Regions from separate parts of the Homo sapiens genome. Here region 2 is linked to region 1. Evidence: chromatin contacts called from ENCODE Hi-C or POLR2A ChIA-PET data. All regions are on one chromosome and are shown on one strand. Each heading gives the region's core, a stretch centred on a gene start or an enhancer-like site at or near the end of the contact. The rest is flanking DNA. Distances are from core to core; before and after follow the strand shown.

Region 1 (3,996 bases), core at 417-2,916:
ACCCAGGAGGTGGAGGTTGCAGTGAGCTGAGATCGTGCCACTGCACTCCAGCCTGGGCAACAGAGCAAGACTCCACCTCAAAAAAAAAAAAAAAAAAAAAAGATGGTTTTTAATGGTCATAATCATGACATGGGGATTAAAGAAGGAAGAAAATTGGACCTTGAGAAACATATAGAGAGAGCTAATAAAACAGAGTCTATCTGAACCAGTTTTCAGAATCCATTTGGGACAGGCATATCAAAATAGGATGTGTGTGTGTCTGTGGGTAGAGGATGGTAGAAGAAATACATTCCTGAAAAGAATATTGTGGTAAGATCCCTGTAAGCATGTCAGCTAGTAATTGTATACTGTCACTAATGGGAACAGGCTTGTTCTGCAAGCTGAAATCATGATCAGCAGGTAATCAGATCTAGCGCTCCGGGGCTTCCCATGACTCAGTGACTGTTGTACACTAGAAACAAGGGGATGTTTTATTCTCTACTCTTCTGCTATCAGGGTTGGCCAGCTTCCCAAGGTTTGTGGGGAGAGGGAGGAGGGCTGTGAGGTTCAGGGTGTTTTTTTCTTTGGAGATGGGACTCATGTCTCTGATCTCCTGAAATCCCTCATCAATGTATTTGCTTTTCATTCTCTGAACTGGCTATAACTTTTTTTTTTTTTTTTGGAGACAGAATCTCGCTCTGTTGCCCAGGTTGGAGTGCAGTGGTGTGATCTTGGCTCACTGCAACCTCTGCCTCCTGGGTTCAAGCAATTCTCCTGCCTCAGCCTCCCAAGTAGCTGGGATTACAGGTGTGTGTCACCACATATGGCGATTTTTTTTTTTTTTTGAGTTGGAGTCCCGCTCTGTTGCCCAGGCTGGAGTGCAGTGGCATGATAGTGGCTCACTGCAACCTCCACCTCCCGGGTTCAAGCAATTCTCTTGTCTCAGCCTCCTGAGTAACTGGGACTACAGGTGCCTGCCACCACACCTGGCTAATTTTTGTACTTGTAATAGAGATGGGGTTTCACTGTATTGGTCAGGCTGGTGTCAAAACTCTTGACCTTAGCTGATCCTCCCGCCTTGGCATCCCAAAGTGCTGGGATTACAGACGTGAACCACCGCACCCAGCCAGTTAATATTTGTATTGTTAGTAGAGATGGGATTTTCACCATGTTGCCTAGGCTAGCCTCTAACTCCTGGCCTCAACTGATCCACCCTCCTCGGCTTCCCAAAGTGCTGGGATTGCAAGCATGAGCCACCAAGCCTGGCCAACTTGCGTTTTTGTTTTTGTTTTTTTTAACTCTTACTTTAGGTTCAGGGTTACATGAGCAGGTTTGTTATATAGGTTAATTGCATGTCACTGGGGTTTGGTCTACAGATTATTTCATCATCCAGGTAATAAGCATAGTGCCAGATAGGTAGTTTTTCCCACCATCCTCTTCCCACCATCCATCCTCAAGTCGGCCTGAGTGTCTGTTGTTCCCTTCTTTGTGTCCATGTGTACTTGATGTTTAGCTCCCATTTATAAGTGAGAACACGCAGGACTTGGTTTCTGTTCCAGTGTTAGTTCACTAAGGATAATGGCCTCCGGCTTCATTCATGTCCCTGCGAAGGACATGATCTCATTCTTTTTATGGCTGCATTTTTTGACTTTTTAATGATACCCATTGTGACTGGTGTGAGATGGTATCTCATTGTGGTTTTGATTTGCATTTCTCTAGTGATTAGTAACGTTGAGCATTTTGTGGCTTGTTGGCCACATGTATGTCTTTTTTTGAAAAGTGTCTGTTCTTGTCCTGTGCTCACTTTTTAATGGAGTTGTTTGTTTTTTGCTTGTAAATTTAAGTTCCTTATAGATTCTGGTTATTAGACCTTTGTCACGAGTATAGTTTGCAAATAGTTTCTCCCATTCTGTAGGTTGTCTGTTTACTACTCTGTTGATAGTTTCTTTTGCTGTGTGGAAACTTTAGTTCAATTAGGTTCCATTTATGAATTTTTGTTTTTGTTGCAGTTGTTTTTGGCATTTTTGTCATGAAATCTTTGCCCAGTCCTATGTCCAGAATGGTATTTCCTAGGTTATCTTCCAAGGTTTTTATGGTTTTAGGTTTTATGTTTAAATCTTTAATTGGTCTTGAGTTGATTTTTATATATGGTGTAAGGAAGGGGTCCAGTTTCAATCTTCCACATATAGCTAGCCAGTTATCCTGGAACCGTTTATTGAATAGGGAGTCCTTTCCCCATTGCTTGTTTTTGTCAACTCTGTCAAAGATCAGATGGTTGTAGGAGTGTGGCATTATTTCTGGGCTTTCTATTCTGTTCCATTGGTCTATGTGTCTGTTTTGGTACTGCTACCGTGCTGTTTTGGTTACTATACTGGCTATGACTCTTGAGTTAGGTCCATTAGGTAACTCCATGGGCATTTTTGATTAGGTAGCCAGGGGCCATGAGTTCAAATGCTTGAGATGGGCCAGGCAGATAGCACAAGTGTGAAATGGAGTCTGTGGCAAGTTGGAGAATCTATTTCTGATCAAAGGGGGACCCACTAGTCAGCTTCAGACAGTGGTCACTATATAAGTAGACTGGCTCCGGTGGTCAGATCTTCAGATAGTTTTTTAAACCAGAAATCTACTTTTTTTTTTTTTTTTTTTTTGAGGCAGTGTCTTGGTTTGTTGCCTAGGCTAAAATGCAGTGGCACGATGATGGCTCACTGCAGTGTTGACATCCTGGGCTTAGCAATCCACCCACCCTCAGCCTCCCAGGTAGCTAGGACTATAGCCATGTACCACTACACCCAGGTAATTTTTAATTTTTTTGTAGAGATGGGTCACACTTTTAAAAATGTGTGTAATTTTCTGATTTTAATTGTTTGTAATTAATTTAAAAATTAAAAAAATCACTTTGTAAGCCAACTATATGAGCATCAAACAAAACGAAGCTTCAGGTTTCATTCAGTCTCCCAATCCTGTCTCCTGGCTAAATTGATTTTCTGAGGGGAAAAACCCAACATTTATTCAAGTCACTTCAATTTATGGGGGGCTATATTATAAGGATGCATGTGACAATAAGATAAACAGGATTTTCAACCATGCAGCAAGGCATCGCTGAAACCCAGGAACTCTGTACACAACCCAGGTCAAGGGAAGAACAAGGACAGCACATGCCTGATGCTTAGTGATAACTGGAAGGTCCTTTCTCACCATCCATGGTGTAACTTAAGCTTCTCAATTGGTGGCTTGTTTCAATATAAACCACATGTAGCTCACATTAATTTCTCTGGGAACTGTAGAATTCTTGACGGGTTCTCGGGGGTTCCTGTTGTATAAAGGCCTTCATTACTTTAGTTATACCCAAGTGAAAGGGGCATTTACCTCGTGACAAGTGGATTATAGGAGAAAAAGAGGAGATGGTAGGTCAGAGTGTGCTTAGAAGTCATGCCCAGTGTTCTCATCAATGCCAGACATTACGGGCTGCCCTTCCATCAGCCATTCTACCCTTCTTCCTGCTAACAATATCCCAATTTTGTTCAGGTATCAGGCCACTTAATATGTTTCAGGGAAAACTGGTTCCAGCCCAGAGCAGTGTGGACCTTGATTACATCAAACTAATCATGGTGAGTCCATTTTCCTTGCCAGAAATTCGTTTAGGAGTGGACATGTATTTCACTTGTGAGTACACAAGAGACTGAGGAAAAGTCTAAGGGGGCTTCTGGGAAATTTTCCTTCTAATAAGAAGAGATTCAAGGCAGAAAGTAGACTCTTTTTTGTTCCCCTGTTGTATCTTTACGGGGCACTTACAGCTTTGGCAACCAGTTTGAGCTATGCAGGATAAATATGCGAACAAAAGTCAACTTATAGAGGAAGAAAAAAGCAGAAAATTGGAAAACAAAACAAAACAGGTGCCTTAATGCTGTAATTGAACAGTGAGTTAACCCAACCCTGAAACCATCCTACCTTTGAACTTACTGTGATATGAGATATTACCTTCTCCTTTTTTTTTTTTTCTTTTTTTGAGACGGAGTC
Region 2 (3,982 bases), core at 618-3,117, 270 kb before region 1:
CAGATTTTTCTTGGCCTCCCCATGCAGCATTTCTTCCTCCGGGTATGGGGCAGGACCCCTCTGGAATGAGGGTCTTAATTTCTTTATGGTCAGCTGTTACACAGAAAGGCAGAGGGAAAGGTTAGAGTATATTTTTATTTTTTTGAGATGGGGTCTCACTCTGTCGCCCAGGCTGGAGTGCAGTGGCGCAATCTCGGCTCACTGCAACTTCCGCCTCCCAGATTCAAGTGATTCTCCTGCCTCAGCCTCCCAAGTAGCTGGGATTACAGGTGCCCGCCAGCAGCCTGGCCAACATGGTGAAACCCCATCTCTACCAAAAACACAAAAAAATTAGCCGGGCATGGTGGTGTTCAACAGAAAGCTGAGTTTTGTTTTTTTCCCTGAGGAATTGAAATTTGCTCTCTGTTTTTTAAGATAGAGTTTCGCTCTGCCACCCACGCTGGAGTGCAGTGGCGCAATCTTGGCTCACTGCAACCTCCGCCTCCTGGGTTCAAGCTATTCTCCTGCCTCAGCCTCCTGACTAGCTGGGATTACAGGCACGTGCCACCATGCTCAGCTAATTTTTTTGTATTTTTAGTAGAGACAGGGTTTCACCATGCTGGCCAGGCTGGTCTGGCCAACATGTAACCATGAGCCAAGTTACATATCTTACGTATCGGAAGAACCAAACAGACAGAATGACACACCAAAAGGAAAACCTCAAACCTCCTCTCCAGCAGAATTTGTCTACGCCCCAACCACTGAGCAGAGAGTATTAACTCTCAGTTTCCCTTTGCCAGCTTTATTTCACACCTCATTTTCTGTCTAGTTACACCATGGTGCTAAGAGAGCATGATGTACATTTTCCTTTGCTGCAATCAAGCTGCAATTGTCATTCTTTATTTATGCAATTACTGAGTTAAAGTCTATCTCCCCAGCCAAACCGCAAGAGTGGGGACCTTGTCTGTCCTGTTTAATGAGGTCATCGGATTAATAGAGTTGTCAAATGTATTAATTAATGCCTGATCCTAATTGCCCATGGATTCTGGGATAAAAGTCCATCCTAGTTGGTAGGAGACCTGATCTCTGAGAAGACACTGAGTTGGTCTTCTCTATTTTGTTCCTAAATGGTTATTGGGTAGCTGGTGTACTAGGCAACCACTGAGCTTAGTGGAGCATTTCTGAGACAACCAGGCCTCAAAGAGAATCTGATCAAGGAAGAAGGAAGTAGAAGAGGCAAGTATTTGAATTTCCTTCTTCAGAAGGGAAGAAGTGGGAGCCACACCCCCTCTTGCCTGCTCTTTCCTCTCCAGCCTTCTCCAGGTATCAGGCAGTTCAAAGATTAGGCAGTTCAAAGATCGCTCCAGGATCGCTGAAGTGTATCATACCATCAGCTGACCTTTTACGTTAACTGGGGCAAAGCCTGAACGGATAACCAGAGGCCAACTGCCATAGTTTATTTATTACAGTTTTTCCCAAATGCTGGATGGCCACACGGCCCTCTATGATGCATGCGCTTGCAAGTCAGACGGTCCCAAGCTAGGCGACTTTCCCCCTTGGTCCCTCGCATTGCAAGTGGCCCGCTAGATCCGGGAGGTATGTAGCGTGGGCCTGGGGCCTGCTCGCAGCCCAGGGCACAGTTCAACCCACCTTCCAACTCGGCGAAGCCAAGCACCACGTCCGAGGCTCTCCCCTGCCTGTCTTTGACCTCTAGGGCTGTGATCGTGCAGCCCCAGGAGATGATGTCCACTCTCAAGAGGTCTGACTGCAGCTGGAACTTCTCCACTGTCCCTCCTCCCGAGGGCAGCTCTCCAAACACGGCCCTGGTCACCGAAGCCATAGGGAAAGTTTGGCGTGTGCAGCCACTGCCCGCTCTTCAAACTCCAGCGCTCGCTAAGCTAGAGGCGACCCAAGTTTACAGGAGAAGGGGCGTGACTCGGCTCAGACTCCTCCCTTTCCCTGCCTGGATTTAGGGAGTGACCGTTCCTGCAAAAAATAGCCCCTGGGGCCTTTCTAAATCAATCATTTGCCTGAGGGTAACAAGAGGGGCAAACTTTGCAGCCACACTTGTACTTTTTTTCCTTGGCTCGTCCTGGTTGCATTGCATGTTGGGAATGGTAGTTTTTGGGAGGTGAAATTGCATTTTGGGGCTTGTAGTCTTTCTAAACTCGAATCCTGGGTTGACGGGGTTCTACCCCCATCTCCCCACACCTCAACATGTAATGAGCTGGTCATTAATGTCGGTGGCTATCAGACGAAGAATGGGAAAATACAGATAGCAGACTTACAGTGAGACCGATCTTGGGAAAAAATTAGATTTTAACTCTTTGATACAGGGGGTAAGAAGTACAGCAGTAGTTGGCCGGCTCGGTGGCTCACGCCTGTAATCCCAGCACTTTGGGAGACCGAGGCAGGCGGATCACGAGGTCAGGAGATTGAGACCTTCCTGGCTAACACGGTGAAACCCCGCCTCTACTAAAAATACAAAAAAAAAAAAAAAAAAAAAAAAAAAAAAAAATTAGCTGGGAGTGGTGGTGGGGGCCTGTAGTCCCAGCTACTCGGGAGGCTGAGGCAGGAGAATGGCGTGAACCCGTGAGGCGGAGCTTGCAGTGAGCCGAGATCACGCCACTGCACTCCAGCCTGAGTGACAGAGCGAGACTCCGTCTCAAAACAACAACAACAACAACAACAAAGTACAGTAGTAGCTTAGAAATGAGGTAAATCATCTCAGGCTTCTCTGCACACAGACTTACTGAAGATTCACTCTTTTTGTCCCACGGATGAAGTCCTGGACATGGTTCTGTTAGAGCCACTGCCCAGAAGGCTCTCCTGACGGCCAAAGCTGTGCCAGCCTCGAGGAGCTTGGACCAGACAGGGTCAGGTAGATGGATTAGGCCCTCGGTGTGCGGAGGTGATTAGAGACAGCCTCAGACTTATTTTACTTCAAGGGACTGGAAAGGGACCTCTGGTGTCTTCTGGCTCCTGAAGTCCACAGTTCCTTTAAGAAGGGATTCAGGGAACAAGTATTGATTGAGGTCCTTGTAAATGCCAGGTACTGAACCTTTGTTATCTCCTTTTCTACAAGTAGGATGGAGTCTTCAGGTATGTACAGTTGGAGAGGAAAGACACTAAGGTTATTAAATAATTGTCTTGCTTGATTGTGTCTCAGAATTTGCTGAGGACATTTAAAATGCATATTCCCAGTCCCCACCTCTGGAATTTCTAATTCTGGAAGTCTAGGGTGAAACTCAGGAATCTGCATTTTTCATGTTCCCAAGTTATTCTTCTGCAGATTATCTGGGACCAGATTTAGAGAAATATTGCTCTAAGGCTTGATGAGTAATCTGAATTTTTTTCCCCAAAAAAATAGGCTCTGATGGCAGAAGGATTAAGATAAAGCTATTAAGGGCCTTAATGAGATAACATACAGGCACCTATGTACTTCCTTGCTAAGTCTGGCAACTTTAGAGGAGTACTGAGCCTAGGAAGTGGGAGGATGCTGGGAGCCTAAAGACAAGTTTTACTCAAGCCATCTGCATAATCATCTATCTTTTCTTGATACTGCTCTTGGCTTGGTTCCTGGGTACTTCAGAGGGTATCCAACTAGACTGGGGTGAGTGCAGAAATGAAATGCATCTTTGATTAGGAAATTATGAGAATTGGGATTATGTGCCTGGAATCAGATGCTAATAAAACATAATAACTATCTCTCAGCTTCTTCTGTCTGTAATTTAAGGTATATTTAGCATTCTTGCCATAAAGCCTCAATTCTCCATCATGAAGCAGAAGAATTCTGATAGCAAAGGAAAAATAAAAAAGCTTGCAACAGGCTTCAGTGAAGCTCAACGTATAATAATAAAAAGACCCAAACAAGTCAAATTATAGACTGCATCACACTCATACAATAACCGACAGGCACTCCTATGTGCTGCTTCATCAGAAATTCTCATAAACTCTCAGTTTCATCAGCCACTTAACTTTGTGGTGATTCACACGCAAGCCC

Evidence for each region. A loop is a pair of places that touch in the nucleus more often than their neighbours do. ChIA-PET counts read pairs that join two places held with the same protein, here RNA polymerase II (POLR2A). Pooled maps may share reads with other maps.
Region 2: a loop to region 1 is called in a pooled map, with 2.3 times the contacts of the local background. The contact joins the promoter of GALM here to the enhancer-like site in region 1. A Hi-C loop is called at or near these places in 1 of 50 pooled maps. POLR2A ChIA-PET finds 5 or more read pairs at or near these places in 5 of 52 experiments (CD8-positive, alpha-beta memory T cell, HEK293, OCI-LY7 and 2 more).

The regions. Positions count from the first base shown.
Region 1 is chr2:38,392,666-38,396,661 of GRCh38, reverse strand. No RefSeq gene overlaps it. Among named protein-coding and RNA genes, the nearest start is that of ATL2, 17 kb to the right of the region's middle. RefSeq lists a silencer at 1,569-1,769. Within about 2 kb of position 1,666, at least 4 of the 41 ENCODE cell types and tissues checked have a DNase peak (open chromatin) inside an H3K27ac peak, as active enhancers do.
Region 2 is chr2:38,663,999-38,667,980 of GRCh38, reverse strand. It overlaps GALM (galactose mutarotase), which reads right to left and starts at 1,867. Exons shown (of 7, transcript NM_138801.3): 1 at 1,630-1,867. The coding sequence starts at 1,819. RefSeq lists enhancers at 1,090-1,602, 1,603-2,115.